Regions from separate parts of the Homo sapiens genome. Here region 1 is linked to region 2. A link is an interaction called in ENCODE POLR2A ChIA-PET data of the cell type or tissue named here. Cell type or tissue: PC-9. All regions are shown on one strand. Each heading gives the region's core, and the rest is flanking DNA. Links, peaks and the distances in the headings are about the cores only.

Region 1 (5,374 bases), core at 165-5,164, 710 kb after region 2:
TCTCTCCTAAAAATACAAAATTAGCTGGACGTGGTAGCAGGCACCTGTAATCCCGGCTACTCAGGAGGCTGAGGCAGGAGAATCACTTGAACCTGGGCGGTGGAGGTTGCCACTGCACTACAGCCTGGGCGACAGAGTGAGACTCCATCTCAAAAAAAGAAAAAAAATGAAAATGTAGTTTTACATTTCCAGTTAAACAAATGAACATTGCAGGTCATAAAATTCACTGAATGTTGCAGTAAGCTGGCTCTGGGAAAGATAAACAGAGGCTGCGGTTTGACCTGTGGGCCCCTGCCCTGCCTTTCATGACACTGCTCTCAGCCTTCAGAAGCCCTGGTGGCCTTGTGGTGTAGCTCTCTTCCTCTAAAAACCTGAGATAAGAAACGTATCTGGCATTAGTCATTTACATCTTATTATGGATTTATTACTCAAATGCCCTCTCCCAGGGCCATTTGTATTTTAATTTTTTCTCCAATGTGTGTTAAAAAGTTGTCCTCTCTAAGACAGCATTTTAGGTACATTAATCAGGTAGGGTAGGCACGAGAGAGGAGGGCTTTTCAAGTGCCTTGACAATCATTCCACCCACTTACCTAAGACCCTGCATATTTCAAAACAAATTAAGTTGTCCATGTCGTCAAAAAATGTAGTCTTTAACAGCACTACCCAGAACTGCTGCGTTTTTTTTTTTTTTTGGCCAGTGTTAATACTTGTTACACACACCACACACACACACACACGGGTACTTTGGTCAAATCTCTAGTATACTGATGAACACTGCAATAAATGGGATACAGAACAATATTTCTAAACCATATCTAACCACAGGATATTTTTTTCAATAGCGCCTCCAGGTCTACCGTTCCTCAGAACATGCAAGAGAGACCAGGTCATAATCTCCCTTCTGTTCAGTCTCCAGCACCATAAAAGAATAATTTGAAATGCCTTCCTGCTAGAACTCTCATTACTCATTAAAAGACACAGAAAGAAGAAAATGGTCTCTCAAGACTGGTACTCAGAGTGTCTCAGAGTGCCAGCAAGTGCTTCAGCAAGAGGCATCCCAGACACAGGTAGAAATGCTTGGTGAAGGTAAGTAGGAAATTTCTTGAGGTTGTTCATAGGAAGGCTCTGCCCTGCACAAATGCAGAAATGTAGGAGACAATAGATGTGATTAACATAAAAACACCACTAATATCCAACTAAATGGAAATGGTGAGACAAAAGAAAGCCAACAAATTAGACCAACCAGTCCCCAGCAGTTCATACATCTTATCTTCAGTAGAATTCAAGGACTTAGCAGTCTGACTGTTCTATCCTTCTATACTATGGTCAGAGAGTCTATGGTTAGATTGTTTGGTTTAGTCTATAAAGAACCAACCTCAATTTTATTTTATTTTTATTTTTTTAAACTTAAAAAAAGAGAGAGCAAGAGACAGGGTCTTGCTATGCTCCCCAGGCTGGTCTTGCATTCCTGGCCTCAAGCAATCCTCCCTCTCAGCCTCCCACAAGGCTGGTATTACAGGCATTAGCCACTGCACCTGGCCTTTTTTAACTTTTATTTTAGATTTAGAGGGTACATGTGCAGGTTTGTCACCTGGGCATATTGCATGATGCTGAGGTTTGAGGTACAAATGATCCCATTACTCAGGTAATAAGCATAATAACCAGTAGTTAGTTTTCTAATCCTTGCTCTCCTCGTTCACTCCCCCAATAGTCCCTAGTTTCTATTGTTGCCATCTTTATGTCCATAAATTCCAAATGTTTAGCCAACCTCAACTTTAAAATCACACATTAAAAAAAAGTGTAGAGTTAAAAAGTTCCAGATGACTCCCTACCATACACCATCATTTTTTGTAATATCCCCTAAAAAGCAAACTAAATTATGTTATTTAAGGAGTGAAATAATCTAAAATAATAAGTATGTTTAAGTAGGCTGGGCGCGGTGGCTCATGCCTGTAATCCCAGCACTTTGGGAGGCCGAGGCGGGCAGATCACCTGAGGTCAGGAGTTTGAAACCAGTCTAGCCTACACAGCAAAACCCCGTCTCTACTAAGAATACAAAAATTAGCCGGGCGTGGTGGTGCGTGCCTGTAATCCCAGCTACTCAGGAGGCTGAAGCACAAGAATCACTTGAACCCAGGAGGCAGAGGTTGCAGTGAGCCAAGATCACACCACTGCATTCCAGCCTGAGTGACAGAGTGAGACTCCGTCTCAAAAAAAAAAAAAAAAAGGTATGTTTAAGTAAGGGGGTAAACAAAACTGAGAACAGTGGTTACCTCTGAGATTGAAAGCTTAGCAGGAGTTGTGTCCAAGGAGAAGCATTATGGGAATATTCTAGTTATTTAATTGGGTAGTGAGTTTAGGTGTGTTCATGTCATTATGCCTTATAACTTAGTATATACCCCATGTGTACTACAGTTTTTATTATGCAATGTTTGATATATGCAAAAGAATATATTAACATAAATAATGTAATGTGACATATATAATCTTTTGTAACTAAAAAATATTTTTTAACCAAACTGAAAGTCCCTCAGGGCTAAAGGAGAGACTGTGTTCCAAGGAACACATTTAAGAAGGGAGCCTGGTGGCTATACTGTTCCCTTGCCTCACCTCCCCATAAGAATTTTCCTGCTGGGGCTGGGCATGGTGGCTCACACCTGTAATCCCAGCACTTTGGGAGGCCAAGGCAGGTGGATTATCTGAGGTCAGGAGTTCGAGACCAGCCTGGCCAACATGACAAAACCCCATCTCTACTAAAAATACAAAAATTAGCCAGATGTGGTGGAGCATGCCTGTAATCCCAGCTACTTGGGAGGCTGAGGCAGGAGAAATAGTTGAACCTGGGAGGCGGAAGTTGCAGTAAGCTGAGATCGTGCCATTGCACTCCAGCCTGGGCAACGGAACGAAACTTCATCTCAAAAAAAAAAAAAAAAAGTATTTTCCTGCTGGAATCTTGCTGCCCCCACCAAGCCTACCCTTGCTCCCTGCTCTTCAGAGGTACAAGGGGAACACAAGCCCCTCTCCTTCCAGTCCTTTGAGCACAACCAAGACAGGGTAGCATTTTCTAAAAGCTGTTCTACAAAGTGGGAGCAAATGAGAAAGATACAATCACAGAAAGGCAAACGGCTTCTTGGTGTGGCATGCTGGGCCCTAACGGCTGAGTTAGTTCTGCCCTCAGAAGTATACCTTCTCTCCCTCCCTCCTTCTCCCCCTTATTTTCATCCTCCAGTGATACTACATGGCTGGGGGTCCCCTGCTGCTCCATGCCCCTAGCCCTTTAGCCATGCTCTCTCTTCTGCCTGGGAAGCCCTCCCCACCTTTCTCTATCTTGCCATTTCTTGTTCATCTTGCACCATTCAACTCAGGCCCCCTCTCCCAGGAAGGCTTCTTGGAACCCTGGGACTGGGCAAAGAACCCGCATCAGCCTGCCTCATCATTAACCCTCAACTGAGCTTGACCTCGCTGGAGTGGGCAAATATTCCTTCTTGGTGTTCGTGCCCCTTGAGTTGGCCCAAGTCCTGGCACAAAGCAAGTGCTGAGTCAATCCCTGTTGAATAAAGATAGGCTAAAATTAATCAAGGTTCCCCCAGAGACCAGATTTCTAATCCAAAGATTTCAAGGAGAAAAGAAGGTCTTCTGAGGCTGAAACTTCCTCATCCTGAAATGACCAGGATCCAGATTTAAAGAGCTGGGAGTCCTTTGCACACACACCTTGCTTGGTTTCCTTCCCCCCACCTCCCTCCCTGTCTCAGCCAAGTGCTCCCCAGTGCCTCCTTATCTATCCAGTATATCTTGGGCCATTTCTGGACCAAGTACAAAGACCCAAGACCTCTTGCATCCTTCATCTCATCTCTGGCTTCCAGTCTGAGGTACAAGCCCCCATGGCTGACAGGAAAGGCAAGATGGGGAAGGATCTGGTCCTTCTGAGTCAGTGATCCTGCCCGCACTGGAGCCTCTGATAACTGACTCTTGTAAGGTGAGCCCCTTCTTAGTCTGGGACGAGAAATTGCTCCATCAGAGTCTAACATCATGGTATTTTATCCAGAGGGCATCAGGCCCAAAGCATGGTGGGAACTCAGCCACAGGAGCTGATGAGGAGGGTAAGGAAGCCTGGGAAAAGTGGGATGAAGGGTGGGAAGTTCTGGCCTTTCTTAGTGCTGGCCCCAAAGTACAGTGTCAATAAGATTCACAGGCTGAAGCTTAGGTCAAGCTTCAGTCTGCATCTGGGAGACCTGCCCCAAAGAGGTAATAGTCAGACACTTGAAAGCAAAGCAGGCAACCTGAGTGGCCCTAACTGCATCTTTGTGTGACCAGATTGGGACAGAAGCAAGATCTCAACATCTTCAGAGAGCACCTAGAAGTTTTAGAAAAAGGTGCCAAAGGCCTTTGGAAGAGATGCAGATTAGAATATAAGACAAACATGAAAATCATGAGAAAGTTAGGAACAGATGGGCAGGAGGGGAATGTGAGGTATAGGATGAAGAAACACACAGAGAAGAGGAAAAACTGTTAAGGCCAAAGTGCTACAGAAGCTCCAGGGGCCTGCATGGGGTTGGAGTGAAGAGATTGAGGGTGGGAAACTGTGAGAGCTTGGCACCTTAGCTGAGCCAATAGATCTGGAGATACAATGATCCTAAGGCTAAGTAATGATGTTGCCTCAGTGAGGAATAGAGAGGGTCAGGCATGAGTGCCCAAGCTGTGGGGGGTAGAGGGGAGTAAAAAAAAAAAAGGCAGAAACAAAAGAAACAAGGTAGGTATGTTCAAGAGCAGGTGCATCCATACAGAAGTGTTAAGCATGTCTACTTCCCAAGTGGAAGCTCAGGAGGTGGCATGCATTGTCATCATCTGTGGGAGTACAGTCAGGGTGGTGGGAAAAATTGTAGAGGAAAAATTATAAAGATAGTTATAGAAAATAAACACAAACCCTCCTGGAAGGCTGGGGGGTTTGCATGGCTTCAGTACCAGATTTGGCTGAAGGCAGCCTAATCCTCTTTACCTTTAGTTGATAGCAAAAAAGCAAACAACAAGGGAATGTGTGGAGTTGAAATAGCTTGTTTACTCTTGTGGTCCTAAGACCAAACTGATCAACCTCAGGTGCATAATTGCTCTCTGCTGGGGGGTGGGGGGGTCGGCAATGTTAATTACCCTCTAGTGGTGTTTACTCAAGACCTTTGTCATTTAATCTGTACTAAATAAATGCAAACTTTGCCAGCTTATGGGGCAATGCTCCAGACTCAGAACAGAGCCCCTTAGCTGGACTGACAGCTGTGTTAGTGTATGTCTCTCATTCGTTGCTGGGTCAGGGTCTGCAGGTCGGACCCTACAGTCATCGTGTGTGTCTGTGTGTAAAGTTAGAAAAATAACAAAAGTAGAG
Region 2 (5,374 bases), core at 219-5,218:
TGCTCTTGGATTTAGCAAACAAAAGCACCAGATGCCCAGTCGAATCTGAATTTCAGATAAATGAATACTTTTTAGTACAAATATGTCCCAAATAGGGACCGAATAGAACACAATTATTTGAAAAAATTATTTGTTGTTTATCTGAAGTTCGAATTTAACTAGACACCCTGCATCTATCTTGTCTGCAGGCCCTAAGCCCTGCAGAGTGCACATTCTGCAGCTCCTAGGTAGCTCAAGGATAGTGGTTCTTGAAGTACAACCCTCGTGATGGCCTCTCGAGGATCAGGTGGCAGGGGAGAGGCCTGGACCTTGGCCAGGGACCTGTGGCCACCCAGCACCTTAACTGGCTCCTAGAGTCCTGGACTCCCATAGCATTGGACAGACACTGAGTACCGTGGGCAAATTCGTGAGATTCCCGGGGCACCACAGTCTCCCATGACATCTAACGACGTGGCTCTCTGGGCTGGAGGGCAGAACAGGCCTGAGCTCTGCCACCTCCTACACTGTCCAGACTACACATGGCAGCCTGGTCCCCACACGAGGCACAGGTTACAGCTGACCATGAGTCGGTGTGGACACTTTCGATCTCAGGGACCCATAAAACATAGTGAAACCAGAGCACTGAAGAGGGTGTGTTAAGAATAGCCACTAAAAGCAGCTAGTATTTACTGAGAGTTTACTATGTGTCAGGCGCCCTTCCAAGTGTTCACATATATTATTTCTTTTAACTTCAACTGCCATGCTGGTAGGCACTTTTACTATTTCCATTTTACAAATGAGGAAACGAGAGGCACAGAGTGGTTAATTAACTTGCCTGAAGTCACATAGCTAAGTGTGTGGCCTTGTGAGATTTGAACCCAGAGCTTAACCATCACCTGTTAACTCTCCAGTGAGTAGGGAAGAGGGAGAAGGCAGGACAAAGAAGGGTGGGTTTATAAATTATTTCACTGAGGAGGCAACATCTGAGCTGGGCCTTGAAGCATGTCCAGGAGTTTACTGGGCTGGGGGTGAGCCAGAGAACTGTGCCCCTGTCATCTTCTAATTCCCTAGATGGAGAGAGGGAATGGTGAGGTTCCTTCTGAGCTGTGCTAAGACCCCAGGCAGAAAGGACCAGGAGGGGTATCCAGTCCTGATGGTAAAGGACACAAATCCATGTTCAATGAGCATGAGTGACAACACAGAGGCGAGCTCCCATGTTGGACAGCGCCCAGAGAGAACGTTGCCATCGTGATGGACAGTTCTGGGAACAGTGCTGATAAGGAGCCCCGGAACTGGATGGAGGTGGAGATACAGATCAGGAGCTAGAAGACAGGTGAGCCCACAAGGCAAAGCATCCTGGGAAGTGGGCAGGGAGGGCCGGGTTGGCTGGAACGTGCCTCTGCGAAGCGCAGATGGCTCAGCGTTTGCTAATCAGCAGAGCATCAGCTCATCAGAGCCAGCAACATGAAATAAAGGCACAACCTGGTGACCCCGGCCTCCATTCTCCAACATGAAAGGCCTTGGCACTGATGCCAGAAGCACAGTACTAGAGATCTAAATGTCACATTAGTAAGGAACTGGAAAGAAATTTCCCCGAAATTCCTGTCCTTATCTTCATCTCCCTTTTATTACCAACTGGAAGTCATCAAGGCATTGTCAGGACTTGAGTTTTACGAGCTGAAGAGAAAGCAAAGGGGAAAATGAGCAATCGGTGCCGACAGCACCCCCTCTGTGGGGGTGGGAGAGGAAGCTAAACAGGGCCTGGCCGGAGCCGCACCACCCAGGGCCTGGGCACTGCAGGCGCCAAGCTCACCCTGCCTCCAGGCTGACCCTAGGTTCCCCTTGTCTAGTTTCGGTGAAAACCTCAGGGTCTGAGAAGCCAGAAAAGCAGGTATGAGCTCCTTCATTGTGCAGGGAACCAGTGTGAGAACCTGCTTCCAGGAGCTGGTGCTGACCAGGTGGGGTGGGGTCCCTCACTCCTCTGGACTCAGACAGCACCCTGTGCAGACCTTGATCTCAGGGTTAACACAGGCTCTGAAGTTCTGTTTATGTCTCGTTCTCTCCTGGAGTCTGGAGGAGGATCAGACCCAGCCAGGAGGGAGTCGGGAGGGTGTCTGGGATATCAGCTGCTGCAGATCTAGCATTCTCGCTGTGTTCATCACACTGAAGAAGCTGGGCGGGGAGCCCAGAAGGCCCAGAGGACAGCTGCAGCTCTCACACCTGAGCCTGCGGAATCACCTGGAGGGCTTGTGAAGCACAGATTGCTAGGCCTTATCCCAGGGCTTTGGACCCAGTTCACCTGGAGTGGGCCCTGATAATTTGCATTCCTAACAAGCTCCCAGGCATCGCTGATGCTGCTGGTCTCTGGGCTTTGAGAGCCACAGGACTGAAGTAAGAAACACTGGATTAGGATTGAGAGGACCTGGATTCCATCTGGCTCTGACAATTTCTAGCCCTGTAACTGTGCACAAATCACCCCATCACCAGACGCGCAAGCCTCCTTCTCTGACCCATCTCAGGATTGTTGTGAGGAGTAAGGGAGCTAAGGGATGTGCAAGTCGTGAGTTAGTGGTAAGAATGCTCTGCATAAATAGAGGAGATTATTTAAAGGGGTTAGATAAATTGGGGGCGTATACACAGGTCAGAAATGTGCCAGGGGATAGAAGAAGGAGTTTGCCTGGTGCTGAGAAGGAAGTGGTCCAGGAAAGCAGAAGTGGGCTCTTCTGCAGCATCTCAGGTTCTGTAGCCTCGGGACGCCACCCCAGCACTTGCCAGCACTGTGCTGGCAGCTTCCAAGCCCGGAACTCCCCTCTCACTTACTGTGTGGCTGACAGACAACTCTGCTCAAATACCACCTCCTCAGGAAGGCCTTCCTGAGCATCCCCCTTAAACCTGCCCCTCCGTCCCTCTCTAACCCTCGACTCTACCGGATTTTCCTTGCAGCACCCATCACAGCCAGAAGTCACACAGCGGAGTCTCTGCTTACCTGAGCATCGCCTGTGGCCCCACTGGAATGGAAGCTCCCTGGCCTGGGGTTTTGCCTGTCTGGTTCACACTGTGTTCTAGTACCTACAACTGTCCCTAAATATTTGAGTAATAAATGAATAGATTTCTGTTTCCTCATCTATAAAGAGAAGGTTGTGCCCCATGATCTCTAAGGTTCCTTCCAGTTATAAAAACCTGAGATGTTTTAAGGTCACCAGGATGTGTACAGCTTCGAATCCTATGTTGAAAATGATCACGATCTCAAGTGATCCCCCGGTTTTTTTCTAAATACAAGGCATTAAGTGATGGATTCTGAATGTGAACACAAGGAAGAAAGAAGAAAAAAGCCAATATATTTCTTGCCTTTCTCAGGCTGGGTGCTTCCCTCCCCTCCAGGGACCACTGGCCAGTGACATCCCCCTACCTGCTCTGGACGGACTTGAGAGTTGATCAGAAGGTAGACCACTGAGTCAGACAGGCCGATGTTTTTAATGAGAAATAGTGTCAGTGTTTCTTCATCTTTCAAGATATCCCTTATTCGTATTCCTCTTCCTACATATGAATAAGAGAAAGAACAGGGTGTTGAAGGGGAAATGGGTCAAAAAAAGGAAAACAGCCAGAGTCGATTGGAAACACTTGTAACTCAACTCTCAGAGGAAGGTTCTGTTCTTGGGGTCTCTGGGAGCCCCTAGAGGTGAGGCTCTTGCCAGTGGGCTGCCCCCAACACATTGACTGCTGAAGCAGCTGGGCCCAATTTAGTAAGAAGGTGGAAAAAGTTAGCCAGGGCTGGATGGGGGTGTCAGATGCTTTGTGGGGTTGGTCTAGGACAGTGCTTCTCATTGAGGTGGGGCTGGGGAACTGAAACAGGGGAATTTCATCCTCCTGGAAATATTTGGCAAGATCTAAAGACATTTCTGGGTGTCACAACTGGGGAGGTGCTGGTGGGTAGAGGCCAGAGATGCTGCTAAACATCCTGCAAGGCCCAAGACACTCCTCCCTCCCCCACACAAAGGATTATCTAGCCCCAAGTGTCAGTGATGCTGAGGCTGAGAAACTCTGGTCTAGGATTGGAGGAGACACGTGCTCTTCCCACACCGCAGCTGTCACAGGGTAGAGGACCCCTCTGGGTGTTTCTATCATCTCAGCTTGGGCTGAGATGCTCAGGGCACTGACATGGACTAAGAGAAATGAGTTGGGGCCATTAAGGGCAGGAAAAGCTCCAGGTAGAAAGAGGAGAGCCAGGCACATGCCGGGGCTTGCCTGATGAGCCCTAGTCAAGCTCCCTCCAGCTCCTCTCAACACCTGTGGGAAGCAGGGTTTCTTTATAAGGAGGCATAAAGAACACCTAACAGTTAAGGTGACCTTGGGGCAAGTGATTGAGCCTGTCCCCGTGTCTGCATTTTCCACATCTACCTCATAGGATTGTTGATGCGGGGTAAGGAATGTGAAGTGCTTAGCTCCCAGGCCTCAAAACAGCACTCAATAAATGCTTATTATGATCGAATTAATATAATTCTTACCCCTCCTGGGAGATTCACACAAGCACCCTCCTCCTCGGCTGGCTTCCAGGGCCAATGCTTGGCCTCAACCCTGCTAGTGCTATAGTTCATGAGGCTCTGGCCAGAGAAGAGCCTTATGGGCCTGGATGTCTACGAAGGGACTTCAACACAAAGGGAAAGCACTGGGGTGCGTGAAAATGCCAATCTCTTCACCCCGAGTGCTTCAGGGGCATGGGTGACTGTTTATCTCCCAGTTCTTCTCTAACTAGCTTTAACCATCACATGTCCCCATTCTTTCCTGGTCCCAATTCCACGGCATCCCATCCTCTTCCTCTCCAAATTCTCCCCTCCCCCAGTGGCCAAGAGGCCTGCCCCTGTGTGCTGGACAGCCACCCTTCTCATCCCCAGGTTGTGCCTTTCCCTGAACAGCACCATATCCGGATTTATGTTGCAGCTAGTTTCCTCTGGAAGGGTCTTGCGCCAACCCCACAGGCCTGTCCATGCAGCTGGGGCAGGGGAAGCCGGTCTTGAAGTTCGACCACACAGTGGCACAGTGGCTTCTCTCACAGTAATGGGTTCCCTGAGAGTGGTGCCCACTGTCACTCCCCTTTGCATAGGAAAGATCCAAGGACTTTGGGGAAAGCTGGACACAGGGCCCGAAGGGAGGAGGAGGGCTCTGAGAAGGGCTGCTCCCTTATATTCTAGTCTTCCCTCTTCAAAAACATAAATCCGGCTGTCTTCCAAACCCAGCCCTCCTGCTTTTCCTCCTGTCCCTGGGTGCCAGCTCCATTGTTCTTTTCCCAATTACCCCTTCATACACAGCCTTGTACACTCTCACTCCACCAACACCATCCCCAACACACGCACACACACACGCATGCACACACATGCACACACACATGCACACATGC

Evidence for each region. ChIA-PET counts read pairs that join two places held together with the same protein. Peaks named below come from ENCODE experiments on the same cell type or tissue, not always from the same donor. Only the 100,000 strongest peaks of a DNase experiment are listed, where the experiment ranks them.
Region 1: POLR2A ChIA-PET joins it to region 2 with 12 read pairs; 1 of 35 experiments calls an interaction of 5 or more read pairs at or near these places.

What each region holds. Positions count from the first base shown.
Region 1 is chr1:94,807,981-94,813,354 of GRCh38, forward strand. The region is part of intron 1 of SLC44A3-AS1 (SLC44A3 antisense RNA 1); the gene reads right to left. Among named protein-coding and RNA genes, the nearest start is that of SLC44A3-AS1, 9.6 kb to the right of the region's middle. In PC-9, for the core only: no CTCF peak of the experiment used is centred there; a DNase peak (open chromatin) is centred at 321; H3K27ac peaks cover 412 bases.
Region 2 is chr1:94,099,627-94,105,000 of GRCh38, forward strand. ABCA4 (ATP binding cassette subfamily A member 4) reads right to left here. Exons shown (of 50, transcript NM_000350.3): 5 at 3,389-3,516. Among named protein-coding and RNA genes, the nearest start is that of ABCA4, 19 kb to the right of the region's middle. RefSeq lists an enhancer at 1,765-2,265. In PC-9, for the core only: no CTCF peak of the experiment used is centred there; DNase peaks (open chromatin) are centred at 1,635 and 2,125; H3K27ac peaks cover 3,662 bases.